Regions from separate parts of the Homo sapiens genome. Here region 2 is linked to region 1. Evidence: chromatin loops called from intact Hi-C (ENCODE). Cell type or tissue: CD4-positive, alpha-beta T cell. All regions are shown on one strand.

The links. Hi-C counts contacts between places; a loop is a spot of excess contacts. Peaks named below come from ENCODE experiments on the same cell type or tissue, not always from the same donor. Only the 100,000 strongest peaks of a DNase experiment are listed, where the experiment ranks them.
Region 2: a loop joins it to region 1, with 17 times the contacts of the local background. A loop is called at or near these places in 3 of 110 quality-filtered maps.

What each region holds. Positions count from the first base shown.
Region 1 is chr7:3,150,254-3,158,253 of GRCh38, forward strand. LOC100129603 (a long non-coding RNA gene) reads right to left here. Exons shown (of 4, transcript NR_126024.1): 2 at 7,885-8,000. Among named protein-coding and RNA genes, the nearest start is that of CARD11, 110 kb to the left of the region's middle. In CD4-positive, alpha-beta T cell, a CTCF peak has its summit at 4,833 (motif pointing left); a DNase peak (open chromatin) is centred at 4,828.
Region 2 is chr7:2,979,682-2,987,681 of GRCh38, forward strand. The region is part of intron 1 of CARD11 (caspase recruitment domain family member 11); the gene reads right to left. Among named protein-coding and RNA genes, the nearest start is that of CARD11-AS1, 40 kb to the left of the region's middle. RefSeq lists enhancers at 1-517, 513-602, 518-1,247. In CD4-positive, alpha-beta T cell, no CTCF peak of the experiment used is centred here; a DNase peak (open chromatin) is centred at 3,330; H3K27ac peaks cover 994 bases.

The DNA.
Region 1 (8,000 bases):
CCCCTGAAAACCGGAGGCAGCCCCCGCAGGGCTGCAGGCGGAAGCACCTGGGTGGGTCATGAGTTAGAGAGATAGGGGACTAGTGCGGCTGTCCCCTTATTCAGACAGCTCTCCAATCAGGAAACCACTGTTATTAAAAGTCCCCTTGCTTATTTCATTTTGCTAAGCCTTACTTGCATGCATCGTGTATCTTTCACATAACATTTCCCCATTTGCTTATGTCACAGGGTTCGCTAACTACAGGCGAGAAAGAAAACATTCCCAATGAGTGCAGACACACGTGCCCTCTATTGTGTTCATTCCGGGTTAAATAATTAGGTTATTGGGAGTCTCTGTTTTTGTCTTTGGTTTTTTTTTAGAGACAGGGTCTCACTCTGTCACCCAGGCTGCAGTGCAGTGGCACAATCACAGCTCACTGCAGCCTCGACCTCCCTGATCTCAAGCAATTCTCCCACCTCAGCCTCCCAAGTAGCTGGGACTACAGGTGTGCACCACCACACTCAGCTAATTATTATTATTATTATTATTTGTAGAGACAGAGTTTCTCCATGTTGCCCAGTCTTCTGGTCTCAAACTCCTGAGCTCAAGCAATTTGCCGGCCTCGGTATTGGTGTTTTAAATGCTCAATGTTACGCAAAAATGCTTGGTGGATTCCCACCCCCCACCCCAATACAATGAAACATGGTATCTCATTCAAAAGCGTTGCCCTACTTGTGACTCCTTTCAAGGAGTGGGTTAGGTTGATTTTTCACTCAGCAATCAGCAATAGAGTTTCAATTCATTATTTTAAACTGCTACATAGTATTCTATAATATGGATATACCTAAATGCATCCAGCTACTCTATAGATGAAAATTTACTTTGTTTCTATTTTCCCCCACTCCAGACAATACTATACCATCCTTGGGTTGTTGTTTTTTCCTCCAGTATAAACCACGCAGTAAAAATCATTCATTTTCCGGCCAGGCTTGGTGGCTTACACCTATAATCCCAGCACTTTCGGAGGCTGAGGTGGGAGGATCACCTGAGGTCAGGAGTTCAAGACCAGCCTCACTAACATTAAAAATACTCTATTAAAAATACAAAAATTAGCCAGGTGTAGTGGCTCCTGCCTATAATCTCAGCTACTTGGAAGGTTGAGGTAGGAGAATCTCTTGAATCTAGGAGGCAGAGGTTGCAGTGAGCTGAGATCTTGCCACTGCACTCCAGCCTGGGTGACAGAGCAAGACTCTGTCTCACACAAAAAAAAAAAAAAAAAAAAAAAAAAAAAAAAAATCATTCGTTTTCCTTGTCCCAAACAGTGCTGCAATAAACATCCTCCTCTATGTTTTTCATGTGTCGTTGGTTTTACTAGTGTAGGACAGATTCCCAAAAGTGAGGTTTCTTGCTAAAGAGCATGCATTTTAAATTTTAATAGACATTGTATGGTTAATTTGTGTAAAGTTGAAAGCAATTCACACTCATGAACAAGGAATTTGAGTACCCAGCTTCGTGTATTGTTGAGGCATTGGAAGTTACTGTTCATTTTCTAGACTAAGAGATGAAAAATAGTATCCCATAATTAATTTTATTTGCACCTTGAATGTGAGGTTGAGCAACTGTTTCTAAGCCCGATAGGCAATTTTGATGCCCCCTTCTGTGAACTGTCTGTTTATATCTTCTTGAACTATTTTTCTCTAAAGTCTCGGTTTTCTCATCCATAAAATGGGGAAATGAGAGTACGTATCTCGCGGGAGTCATGAAGATTTAATGAATCAGTGGCCATAAGGAGCTTTGCGAAGCAGCTTGCAACAGAGAAAACATTATCATTTTCATTACACGCTGGGTGCCAGACACATGGTGGCTATCAAATCTTTTATCTTTTTTCTCCTTCCCTCCTTCCTTTTTATTATCATTATTATTATTATTATTATTATTATTATTATTATTATTATTTTGGTGTTCTCCATACAGAGGGTTGGGCTTGGGAAAGAAAAAGGCCCACTTAAGAGAAAGACCACATGTTGGGCTGGCTGGAGGCAGGAGCCAGACAGGACCACACAGTGGCAGGGGAAATTGTCAGGAGCTAAGGCTGGGGAACTCAAAGGGGGAGTCACTTTGACATGAGTGGTTTTGGGGGTTGAGAAAAGGGGTCTGGGCTGGACATAGTGGCTCATGCCTGTAATCCCAGCACTTTGGGAGGCCGAGGCAGGCAGGTAGCTTGAGCTTACCAGTTCAAGACCAGCCTGGCCAACATGGCGAAACCCCATCTCTACTAAAAAATAAAAAATACAAAAATTAGCTGGGTGTGGTGGCATGTGCCTGTAGTCCCAGCTACTCGGGAGGCTGAGGCAGGAGAATTGCTTGAATCCGGGAGGTGGAGGCTGCAGTGAGCCAAGATCGCGCCACTGCACTCTAGCCTGGGTGATAGAGCGAGACTCCATCGAAAGAAAGAAGGATAAGAAAGAGAGAGAGAGAGAGAGAGAGGGAGGAAGGAAGGAAAGAGGGAAAGAGGGAAGGGAGGGAAGGAAGGAAAGTGGGTCTGATCTTGAGTCGTAACCATGGGAATAGTGAGGATGGACCACCTCCCATGTTCCCAGCACTTTGCCTGGACAACATGCCAGTGATATGGGACCGATCATTTCTCTCCATCTTATGGCTCAGAGGGGCTAAGCGATTTGCCCAAGGTTGCACAGCACGTGAACGGCAGGTCAGAAATGCGAACCCAGGATTGTCTGACCCCCAGCCCCTGCATGCTCCACTACCCCATCTTAAGAGATTGCCTGGCTTCTAAGCAGCCCTGCCCTTTGGTGGAGGAACCTCTGAACACCTGGGTCAGGCCGTGAAGCCCAACCATTGGCATTTCTAGATTCCTCTGCTAGAATTTTAGGAAGAAAGTTGGAAGCCCCCAGAGTCATTGTGCACCCTTCTGCATTTCTATATCAAGTAGGAGATGCATTTGTTACCACGCTAATTAGGGCAGAAATTAACTGAAATGCTGAGTTTTAGCAGAGAGCGAATCGGCTGCAGGTGTCAGTAATTAGCGAAAAATGAGTCATTTGATGTTTGTAGACACACAGCCTTCTCAACTTTGATTCAAAAATAAACTTCGTGGGCACATTGTTCTGAATCACTCCTGCTAATGCATGTGTCTATCTTAATGCTGTAATTCAGTATAAATATTTTAAATAAATCAGTAATGTTGCTTTTCAGTGGCAGTACACACATGAAATTTTCTGTACAAAAATGGAGTAAGAATAAAATATTTTTAGTAAGATCGGTAGAAACCTGAAAAACAGCCATACAGAAATTACTGTTTCCTTGCTCTTGGTTTTTTTCCTCTCTCTTTCTTTTGGTTTCTTGGAATATAAATAATTCACCTCCAATATCCTGTCCTGAGCAGGGACTAAGCAAGTAAAATAAACAGCATACTGGTGAATACCTGCAGGGTTTGGAAATGGAATTAAAAATCCCCCTTAAACTAGACATTCTCCTGTTAGTTCACTGCTTGGGAACAGCCTGAGTTCTGAGGTGGGTGGAGTAAAAAGGAAACTTACACAGAGGTAGATGTAGCTGTGTCTTCTAAAGCAAAATCTATTTCCTTATCAAACTAGTTAAGTTGGCCAATTATGAGATACGAGAGCATCTGTGTGTGGAGCAGGTGGGAACAGAAGCTTGGAAATTATTTTTCCTCATGAACAGCAGTTGTGTGCACATTTGTGTGTGTATGTGTGTGATGTGTATGTTTGTGTGTGTGCATTTTAAGGCTTAGGATCAGTGATTGCATTAACCATAGCCCAACAGGAGACGTCCCCACCATGAAAAATTGAATGCAAGTGTCTCATTGTCTCCTTTTTTTTTTTAGAGACAGGGTCTCACTCTGTTTCCCAGGCTGGAGTGCAGTGGTGCAATCAATCGTAGCTCTCTGCAGCATCAACTTCCTGGGCTCAAGTGATTCTCCCACCTCAGCCTCCCAAGTAGCTGGGACTATAGGGGCACACCACCATGCCCTGCTGACTTTTTACATTTTTTATAGAGATGAGGTCTTGCCTGTGTTGCCCAGGCTGGAGTGCAGTGGTGCGATCGTGGCTCATTGCAGCCTCAAACTCCTGGCCTCAAGTGATCCTCCTGCCTCAGCCTCCTAAAGGGCTGGGATTACAGATATGAGCCCCTGCATCCTGCCTGGTGTCTCACTCTTGAGCAAGAGAGGTGCTGGCCCCTCCCACCCCCTGGCTCGGTTCTAGAGCGTCCTGCTGCTCTGTCTCTGAAGCACGCATCTGCACACGAGCAAGTCTTGGGTTGACCAGGGTGGGGTGTAGGAGGAGACTCTCCTATGGCCTGTGACAAGGTGAGGGGACTCTGGCCCCAGCCAGCCTGACAGCTTTTGTGGTCAGAAGTTGGCTGGTCAGTGATGTAGGAAGAGTTGACTCAACAGATTCTCTTCCATACCATGGCATCCTTGAGGTTAACTAGTTGAATGGTTTGAAACAAAGTGAATGGGTTAAAGTTGGTGAATTCATGATTCGTAAAAAAAGAAGAAAAAAGCTCTCATTGGTCACCTTTGGAGGTCAGCAGGATATCCCCTCATTATTTTGAAAACTGGTCAGTAAAAGGGAAAAAATTTAAGCATTTATCGACCTTTCTTATGGCAACGATACATCAGCGTGACCAAGTGGTTGATAAGGGGAAGGTCCTTGTTATAGAAGTATTCTAGCTAATTAAGGAAGAGGAATGTAGACTTTGAATATCAGCATTTTACATCTCATAATGAACTAATGGATCTAAGCAATCACCATTACAAACCGTGAACAACCTCTAAAAAAGACACAAACCAAGCACTCTGTGCCCCCCAGTGGAAGGACAGGACACTACACCATGAAATATTCTTGTCAAATCCCCAAAACTGAATGTGATCAACCCTAGATCCAACTACTGATCTATAGAAAATGAAGAGGACAGAAGAACCTGTCAAATGACACCATGGAGATGTCATCATCAAAATCCAGACTGTGGCCTGTAATCCCAGCTCTTTGGGAAGCCGAGGTGGGTGGATCGCTTGAGGCCAGGAGTTGGAGACCAGCCTGGGCAACATGGCAAAATTCCGTCTGTACAAAAAATATAAAAATTATCCAGGTGTGTTGGCATATGCCTGCAGTCCCAACTATTCTGGAGGCTGAGGTGGGAGGATAACTTGAGCCCAGGAGGTTGAGGCTGCACTGAGCCGTGATTGTGCTACTGCACTCCAGCCTGGGGCACAGGGCAAGACCCTGTCTCAATAATAATAATAATAATAATAATAATAATAATAATAATAATTCAAGATTGTGCAAGCTGTGGCTAGCTCTATAGGACAAATAATCCAATTTTTTCATTAAGTGAATTGTAAGGAAAAGAGGGAAAGGGTAATAGGTTAAAGAAGGCAGAGACCCAACAGCCCATCGCAACATACGGATCTGATTTAGATCCCCAGGCAGATGTTAGAATAATACAAGAAAAAATATCTATGAGACAAATTAGGGAACTTTGAACACTGCACATTTGATTAAGGAATTATTGTGAATATCTTTAGCTGTGATACTGGTATCGTATTTATGTTTTTGAGAGATGCCTACTGAAATATTTACATGTTAAGTGATACTGGTATCGTATTTATGTTTTTGAGAGATGCCTACTGAAATATTTACATGTTAAGTGACAGAATGACTGAAATCTGCTTCAAAAGATTCCAGGGCTCATCTAAAGTGGGTAGAGGAACAGATGAAATGAGATTGGCCCTGAATTGAAAATTATTAGGGCTGCGCGTGGTGGCTCATGCTTGTAATCCCAGCAGTTTGGGAGGTCAAGACCAGAGGATCACCTGAGCCCAGGAGTTCCAGACCAGCCTGGGCAACACAGTGAGACCCTGCCTGTACTAAAAATAATTTAAAAAAAATTAACCAGGTGTGACGGCTCGTGCCTGTAGTCTCAGCTACTGGTGGGGCTGAGGCAAGAAGATCATTTGACTATGGAAGTCTAGGAGGTCGAGGCTGCAGTGAGCCCTGATCATACCACTGCACTCCAGCCAGGGGAAAAAGTGAGACCCTGTCTCAAAAATTAAAAAAATAAAGCACTACATTTCCTTTCTAGAAACACACACACAGGCAGATGTGTTCCATGAATCCCAATAACTGGGACAAGGAGAGGCGGGATGTCTGCAGTGTGGGATGATTCTGGGCCTCTGAATGACACTGAGCGGTCTGGGTGGAAATCCGCAGATTTTCCATCTTCCAGGGCAGAAGTCGGCATGCTTTCTGTAAAGGACTGGACCGTGAATATTTTAGGTCTTTTGGGCCATATCATCTCGGTCACAACTACTCATGCTGGTTGCACGACAGGGGCCAAAGACAATATATGAAGAAATGGGTGTGTCCCTGTTCCGACAAAACTTTATTTACAAAAACAGGCAGCAGACCGCATTTGCCCTGAGGTGGCAGTTTGACCAGCCCTGTCCTGTTGCTGGACAGAAGAACTTTCTGTGATGACGGAAATGTTATTTCTGTGCCATCCAGTATAGGAGCCATTAGTCACACGCAGTTACTGAGCACTTTGGATGGGGCTAGTCGGACTGAGGAACTAGTTTTTAATTTTTATTTAGCTTAAATTAGTTTAACTTTAAAAAGTCACATGGAGTTAGTTGCTACCACGTTAGACAGCACAGTTCTAGAGAGCCCAGCCCAGCAACTAAAAAGGAGGAGAGGCTGGGTGCGGTGGCTCACGCTTGTAATCTCAGCACTTTGAGAGGCTGAGGCAGCAGGATTGCTTGAGGACAGGAGTTTTAGACCAGCTTGGGCAACACAGCGAGACACCGACTCTATAAAAAAAATTTAAAAATTGGAGAAGTGTAGTGGTGTGAGCCTGTAGTCCCAGCTACTCAGGAAGCTGAGGTGGGAGGACTGATTGAGCCCAGGAGTTCCAGAGGAGCCTGGGCAACACAGTGAGACCCTGTCTCTACAAAAAGTACAAAAATTAGCCATGCGTGGTAGCATGCACCTGTAGTCCTAGCTACTCTGGAGGGTGAGATGGGAGGATCACTTGAGCCTGAGAGACGGAGGTTGCAGTGAGCCAAGTCTGTGCCACTGCCCAGTGAGCCTGGGCAACACAGTGACACCCTGTCTCAAAAAAAACAAAAAGAGGAAGAGGAGATGCAGCCCAGGGAGAAGAACTGATTTGTCTAAGACGTGGCTCCAACCTTTGGGTTCATGCTTCTCCCTGCGCCACGGTATGAAGTTGCCTGAACTCCAGAACCACTAAGCAATGAGGCAGGTGACCTGGGCTCTGATCCTCAGGCTGGGACCTGGGGAAAGCCATTCACCTTTAGTGTTCTGCTGTGTCTCCATGTGTACGAGGACCACACCCCAACCTCCTCGTCCATTCACCTGTGGGGGCCACCAGGGGGATCACAGGAGACAATGTAGGCAGAGGCCCTTTGAAAACTTCAAAGCGCCCCGGGAGTTTCCGGATGTTCTGCATTAATTTATCTAATCCAAGGTAGGAAAGTGAAACGTGGGCTATGAAAGACAGGAGGGAAGTCGGGTGATTCATCGCTCGGCTGGAACTCTCGCGGGTTAAATCTCTGTTTCAGTGAATTTCCTGGGGAGAATTCAGGGCCGTGTTCCAGCTAACAAATTCATCCCTTTGCTTTGACTCTGAACCATATTCTGGGACGGCATCAAAGCCAGCCTCCCAAGAGTCGCTTGGGGACTGTCTGGGCCCCGAGCTCTCCGACCCTCCTGCCTCCACTCTGCAGATGCTCCTGCTCCCATCTCCCCAGCACAGACCCCACCACAGCCTCCTGCCTGGCCCCATCTGCCATCCCTGCGGCTGAGCCCGACTGAGAGTGAAGTCCTTCATTAAATCAGTGCCTACCTCGTCCTGCGGATGGAGGTCATTCTCAGCCTCATTCCCCTTGCCAGAGAAGGATGTGGGGGGAGGCAGGCAGGGCAAAGGCAGGGAGACATCCTCTGGTCCAGAATTGATTCCTC
Region 2 (8,000 bases), 170 kb before region 1:
AGGGTCTTCAAGCCCGCAGGACTTAAGAAATTCCCGAGTGTTTCACCAGGAATTGAGGAATCTACTCGGATCCCTTTCAGGGATCCCGGGGGGAGGGGAACTTCCCCTTTGGGGTCCCCAGTCCTACTGTCTCTTTGGGAAGCTCCTTGTCCCACAGTCGCCTGGTTTGTCCTCCGGTGTTTGTGGGCAGGGGCTGGGCCTTTGGTGCCCCGGTGGACACCAGCGAGCCACAGCCTCATTTCTTAGCATTTGCAATCTCAAGAGATCCCAGAGGAACCGTCTGGAAGGTGCTTGCGGGGTTGAGGGGTGGGGAACACGAACCCTTCCCAGACCTGGGGAGGGCCAGGCTGCAAGGCCCCACGTTTTGGAAACAGACCCTGTACACACTTCCTCTCCACCCAGCTGGGGGCCACGGGCAACTCAGGCCTTGAGACACACTCTGCGCACTGAGCCCCACTCCCCGGCCCCTGGCACTGTCCCAGTCAGAAGAAAATAAGACCCAGTGCCACATGACAACGGGAGCATCCTGGCCTGTGTGGGTCACCGGGCATGTATGGAGAGCGTCTACGGGCTGGATCCATGGAGCTCTGTGCAATCCAAGCCACGGCATGAGACAGTCGCCCCAGCACCTGCTGCTGAGACTCCACATCTGGTTTAGGAAATTAGGAGATGCAAAGAGGTGTGCATGAAGCCATGAAAACACATGGGCACGGACAGGACAAGGGGGCCAGGTGCTGGGGAGAGGGGGTCCCATGGCAGCCCCCCAGGGACAGGGCTTCACCAGCGCTGCACCCGCGGGCCTCAGTCACGGGACCGGCCAGTTGGGAAACGTACTCACGCGGTTGTGAGCCAGCTGGGTCCTGGGGGTTCCTCGTGTTCCTCTCAAATTCTCTCTCCTCCTGTTGATTCCCCAGAAAACACCAAGGCTGTGGGAGAGCAGCCACCTCCCCCGGAAGCCTACACCGACGCCCCACTCAGATGCTGCCTCTATTTTTAGCGGGGGCAGAAGTGGGGACTGGGGGTGGGCTGCCTTACTTCCCTCTTTTTTTTTTTTTGTTCCGAGCAGAATCTGTGGGTGACTTTCCATTCATGGGAGTGGGGAGGCTCGGAGAGCAGAAAGGGACCCAGGCCGTGCAGGGCAGGCAGAAACTGCAGGGAACAGGGTGCGTCTGTCATCAGGGCCAGGAGGGCGGTGGGGCAGGGAGGCAAGGGCAGGAACCCGGCGTCGTCAGTCACTGTTCGCACCTCTGCTCTGCTCTCACCGCTGGGCCCCGGGCCACGCCAGACCTCACCCAGGGGACCTCTCTGGCCTCCTCTGCCTCTGAATTCCACAGAGGAGGAAGACTGGCCAGCAGAAGTGCGGGGCCTTGGACATTCCAGGGAACACTCTTCTATGAGCGTGCATCCCATGATGCATACCCTTTTCCCCTCTGTCTCTTTGAAGTTTGTTAGTGGGTGTGGAGCCCAAAGTACTTTGGACTGGAACATCATGGCTGGAACATCGTGTCTTTACCAGAGAATGGAGGGCAACCAGAGTTGTGGGAATGAATGGAGGCAATGCATGAACACCGCCCACCCCAGCGACCTGTGGATGCAGGCGATCAATTCCTTCCCCAAAGCTGTCAACGTCCCCTCCGCTCCTATACAAGCAAACACCAGTTTCTCGGCCATTGCTTCCTGGCCCTGGCCCTGTGTGCAACAGCACCCAAGTCTACTATCTTAGCAGGCTTCCTCCCTATTTCCCAGCCTATACCAATCACAAGAATACTCGCTGTTTCCCTTCTTTTCTTCCAAAAAGTTGAGGTGTAATCAGTGAGCTGCATGGGTCTTCAGTACACAGTTCGATGAGTTAGGAAGATGCCCACGCAACCAAGATCTCAGTCGTGATACAGAGCATGGTGACCCCCACTAAGAAGTTCTCCAGGGCCCTTTCCATCCCCCTGTGGCCCCCAAAGGCAACCGCTCCTGTGATTTCCATCAGCTTTGCCTTTGCTTGAACCTTAGGAGAGTAGAATAATGTGTTGTTCTACTCAGACGTCCCCTCCTTGGGTCTCCAGGAAGCTCTGGGCACCGCAGCTGTGTACTCCATGCAATGGTTAATTTTCTGTGTCAACTTGACTGGGCTAAGGGATGCCCAGATAGCTGGTAAAACATTTCTGGGTGTGTTGTTGAGGTTGTTTCTCAGCATTGGAATCAGAGGACTGGGTCAATAAGACCCGTCCTCCTCATTGTGGAAGGGTGCCATCCAATCTGCCGAGGACCCCTGATAGAACAGAAAGTCGGAGGAGGGAAGAATTTGCCATTTTGAGCTAGGGCATCCATCTTCTTTAGGGTCTGGCTGCTTTCACGCAGCGTGTGAGGCTGGTGTCAGTCACGCATTCCTGTTTGTCACTGGGCAGTATTCCATCGAAAATGTCCCACATTTTCCTGACTTGTGTATCTTTCGCTGGACATGTGGGTTGTTTCCTGTTTGCCTGGGACCTTCCTGTACAGATCTTCATGTGGACGTGCTGTCATTTCTTTTGAGTAAACGCCCTGGAGTAGGACTGTCTGGGGGAGGAAGACACGGTGCCCCCAGCCAGGGCCGCCATGGAGAATTGGGGGAGCAGCAGGGACTGACCATGATCTCCTCACACCTCCGCTCTCTGATCATTCCAGCGCTAGCACTTTCTGGGAAGGCTGGGAAGCTCACTGATTACACCTCAAGTTTTTGGAAGAAACGAAGGGGAACAGCAAGTATTCTTGTGATCGATGTAGGCTGGGAAATAGGGAGGAAGCCGGCTACGATAGTAGATTTGGGTGCTGTTGCACAGGGAAAGGAAGCAACGGCTGAGAAACTAGTGTTCACTTGCATAGGAGCGGAGTGGACGTTGACCTCATCCTTCCCGGCTTAGGCGGGAGAGACAGTGATGATGATATCGGGAGGCCTGAAACCCACCAAAAAGAGTCAGAAGGAAGCTGATTCAATATGGGACTGGCAATTTCAGGGGGAAAAGATGTCAACACCTTCAAAGGTGGGGCCAGACCCCCTGGAGGTAAAAGTCCCTTCCAATTGGATTCTTAAACACACCCCATCGGAGAGACCAAAACATGGCTGGTGGAATTCAGGCTTGATTCCCATTTCCCCGGGAGAGGGTGAAAAGGTTCCTACTGGGCTGCTCCAGGGAGCACGCCAAGGATCACCAGCGCCATGGGGCAGAAGAAGCTGAGTCCCCCCATGAGCAGCACGGAAAAGAGGGGGTCACCTGAGGCCACAGAGGAGAGGGACTCCTTGGAGGAGGCAGCAGTAACTAAGTCACACACATAAAGGAAGTGGCATCTGAGAGCTTCCGGCACGCACGCCCAGGGAGGTGGGAGCCTAAGCTTGTGGGTGAGGAGTGATTTTTCTAGTATGACAAGAAACATAAAATACAAAACAGGTGGTTCTGCCAATAAGTCAGCCCCAGAGGAGCCTGGTGACCCTGGAAATGGGGCCGACCTGATGTGGACTTAGGGGCTTTGGGGTTTGAGCCCCAGCCTGGACTCCTGAGCTTCAACAAGGGGGCTGGGAGGCAGCCCTCTTTCCCTTTTTTTTTTTTTGAGACGGAATCTTACTGTGTTGTCCAGGCTAGAGTGCAGTGGTACAATCTCGGCTCACTGCAACCTCTGCCTCTTGGGTTCAAGCAATTTCTCCCACCTCAGCCTCCTGAGTAGCTGAGATGACAGGCGTGCACCACCACGCTCAGCTAATTTTTGTATTTTTAGTAGAGACGGGGTTTCACCATGTTGGCCAGGCTGGTCTCGAACTCCCAACCTCAGGTGATCCACCCGTCTCGGCCTCCCAAAGTGCTGGGATAACAGGCGTGAGCCACCGCACCTGGCCAGGAGGCTTCTTTCCTGATGCTGCTCCTCCAGTGGAGCCAGGTCTGTCCTTCTGAGGCCCCCAAAGCAGTTCAGGCCTAGGCCTGTGCAAGCACTCAGGATCCCACCTCCTCCCTGGCACTATTTGTTTTCTTTATCTCCGCCTTGAAGCTGTAGTTCCAAACAGGCAGGCCCTTGACTGCTGATTCAGCTGCCGGAGCCAAAACTCATAAAATCCTATTTCAAAAAGGTCCAATGATTTTCTTTTCTGATCATAAATATGAAATTTAATTAGCAGCCTGCTGCTAATGAAGTCACCGTGGAAGCCAGCCTGGAGAGGCGGAGGGAACGTGAACACCTGCAGGCAACAGAACCTACTGCCTGATTAACCCTTCCTCTCCTGCTGCCCCTCACTGGGCCCTTTCTAGGGCCCCATGGGCCCCGCTGCAGAGGGGCAGCCTCTGGCCTGGAAGGACAAGGAGGGACTGCTCGTTCAGGCAGAGTTGGAGGTGGCTCAGATGTCGCTTCCTTGGGTCTCCAGGAAGCTCTGGGCACAGCAGCGGGGTACTCGATGTGCTGGTTAATTTTATGTGTCCACCTGATTGGGCTAAGGGATGTCCAGATAGCTGGTAAAACATCTGGGTGTGTCAGTGAGGATGTTTGTGGAGGAGCTCAGCATTTGAATCAGTAGACTGAGTTAAGAAGATCCGCCCTCCCCAACGTGGTTGGGTGCCATCCCATCTGTCCAGGGCCCCTGATAGAACAAACAGTCAGAGGAAGGAAAAATTCTCGTTTGAGCTGGGACATCTGTCTTCTCCTGTCCTCTGACACTGGAGCTCTTGGTTCTGGGCCTTCAAACTCTGGGACTGACACCATGGACTCCCTTGTTTTCGGACCTTCAAACTGGGACTGAATTATATACTAGCTTTCTTTCTTTTTCTCTCTCCGTTTTTCTTTCTCTTTCCTTCTTTCTTTCTCTCTCCCTCCCTCCCTCCCTCCCTCCCTCCCTCCCTCCCTTCCCTCCCTCCCTTCCTTCCTTTCTTCTTTTCTGAGACAGGGTCTTGCTCTGTTGCCAAGGCTGGAGTGCAGTGTCATGATCATGGCCCACTGCAGCCTTGAACTCCTGGACTCAAGTTATTCATCTGCCTCAGCCTCCCGAGTAGCTGGGACTACAGGTGTGCATCACCATGCTTGGCTAAGTTTTTAAATTTTTTTTAGAGATGGGGACTCCCTATGTTGCTCAGGCTGGTCTTGAATTCCTAGGCTCAAGTGATCCTCCTGCCTTGGCCTCTGGAAGTGTTGGAACTATAGGTGGGAGCCACCACGCCCGGCCGTGGCTTCTGTGATTCTCCAGCTTGCATAGAGCATGTCATGGGGCTTCTTGGCCTCCATAGTCATGTAATCCAATTCCCATAATTAAATCCCCTTTTATATATGTCTCTATGTATCCTACTGTTTCCATGTCTCTGACTAATACACTGTGCTGCAGATCAGAGACCCAGCTTCTGTCTTCTCTTTAAAACCCTCTGGTAGGCTGGGCCCGGTAGCTGACACCTGTAGTCTCAGCAATTTGGGAGGCTGAGGTAGGAGGATCACTTGAGCCCGAGAGTTCGAGACCAGCCTGGGATAGTCAGACCTCTCTACAAAAGATTTTATAACATTAGCCAGGCATGGTGGTGTGCCCCTGTGGTCCCAGCTACTCGGGAGGCTAAGGTGGGAGGATCACTTGAGCCCAGGAGTTCAAGAAGCGGTGAGCCATAATCGTGTCACTGCACTCCAGCCTGGGTGACAGAGCGAGACCCTGTCTTTAATAATAATAATAATAAAACCCTCTGATGGAACATTGTCCACAGCAAAAGGGAGGCACTGGGAATAATACACAGCTCGGCATAGGAGCTTAAGGGAAGGCCACCGGAGCTCAGAAAGTGCCCAGGGCCTCTGCTCAATGCTGTGCGTGAGCTGGGGGCACACAGCATAGTCCATTCTGCCTTACAACGGACTGGATGGTGCGGAGTCCTTCTCGCCACCAGCCAGCCTTCCTGGTAGTGACTTCCAGATACCTTCTGCCCACAACCCAAAAAGATCAGAGGAACCCTATAGTTCCTCCTTCATACTCCACAGAACACATGAAACCCAGGACCACCCTATTCCTCCCACTACTCCTGGCTTCATTTTCTCCTCCTATAATGCAGGAATAATAATGCCCATAGTTTGCAGGATTTTAGGGATGATTCAACAAATGTCTAAAGAACATGCCTGGCATACAGGAGGAGCTCCATAAATGGGAGACTTTATAATCATCATCTTGCATGAGTTTATGAGTTAAATCCCCAATCCAGAACTCACTACTATCTGAAGTCCTACGGAGGAGACACGGACTATTTCAAACATGATTCAGGAAGCTGAAGTGAGAATGTGACCATTAATTTCCCAAACATGTTCGGAAAAACCCAATCCATCTGGTCGGTGCCGACATCACGCTAATATCTACTCAAGCGTGTCCGTGTGTGGAACACAGGGTCTGCAGTCCCAGCGTGTGTGGATCGTGTGGGGATGTGTCATTTCCCTGCACACAGGTCACGCCTGTGCAGACAGCCTGCATGGGCACTGCACACAGGACCTGGTACACAGACCCCTCCCTGCAAAATGCAAATACTCATCAGAAGTGAGAAGGAGCCGTGCTCCCCCCGATAGAGCCTGCAACGTAAAACTTTAGATTTAGTCTGTGGTCAAGGCACACAGGATTATATTCTAGTAAAAAGTTTATGACAGAAGGTAATAGAGTTTTTGAGGGATTTTTTTTCTCGCCGGATTTTTTTTTTTTAAACAGAAGCGTATTGCAATTCTGCAGGTATTTGGGTCCCAGCTCCTGAACGAGTAGGAACAGCTCAGGTTTTGCTCCCTGCACCTCTGCAGGGAACCCTCCTAGGGTCATGGCTGAGGTTGTTGGGATGCTGGAGCCGGAACCCCTCAGGTATCACGGTCAGCACCAACAGGTGCAGCTGGCTTCCAGGATTAAATGTTACCGGTAAGCTGAGTTTGTGTAAATCAAACTCTCTTCTCCCCATTGACTGGATTTAGAGCTGACTCCTCACCTATGCAACTGCCCTCCACAGCCCCTGCTCACAGCCTCAAATTCCTCACTCAAAGTGTCGCCCATCGGCCGCAGCGTCAGCAGGTGCTTCACCTGCCGCATTTTGAGCCTCACCTCAGCCCTTCGGAACGGAGCCTGCGGTTTAACAGGCTCCCCAGGTGACGCTCACACACACTGATAAACGCCGCTCCAACTCACCCCTCCCTGTGCGCAGAGACGTGGGTCCCCGACTCTTGGTTCACTCCCTGCCTGACCCCTCCCCGTGCGCAGAGATGTGGGTCACCGACTGCCGGTTCACTCCCTGCCTGAGTCTTTCAGGACTTTGGTTTGAAGCACTATAGAATTCGTCCATGTAACTAAAAACCACTAGTACCCCAAAAGTGATAGAAAATTTTAAAAAATCTGTTAAAAAAACCCCAAACAAGTTAAATATTTAAAAATCAGATAATATTTCATATAAGTTTTTTCAGTGCACTTGAAGTCTTCTTTGGGGACAGGGTGCCTAGTGAATCCGACCCTCCACAAATCCCACCTCATGGCCAACCTTGGTCCACTGCAACCTCCGCCTCCCAGGTTCACATGATTCTCGTGCCTCAGCCGCCTGAGCAGCTGGGATTACAGGCACCCACCACCATGCCTGGCTATTTTTTAAAGAACTGAGCACTTCAATGAAAAGGCAGAGGTGATCGGGGTGGATTAAAGAGGATTCAATTCTATGCCGTCGATAACAGGCACACTTGAAACATAAAGATGTAGAGAAGGTAACAGTAAAAAGATGGAAACGCTATTCATAAAAACTGAAATGGCAATATTAATATCAGAAGAGTAGACTTCAGGAAGAGGTGTATTACCAGGGATAAAGAGGGACATTTCATAATGAAAACAGAGTCAATTCATCAAGAAGATACAATCTTAAATGTGTATGCACCAGTTCTAAAGCTTCAAAACACGTGAGGCCAAAAGAAAGAAAACTGAAAGGAGAATTGGACAAAATCTACAATGATGGTTGTTGATTTCAACAGTCTTTTTCACTAATTGTTCGAGCCAATAGATAAAAATGAAGGCT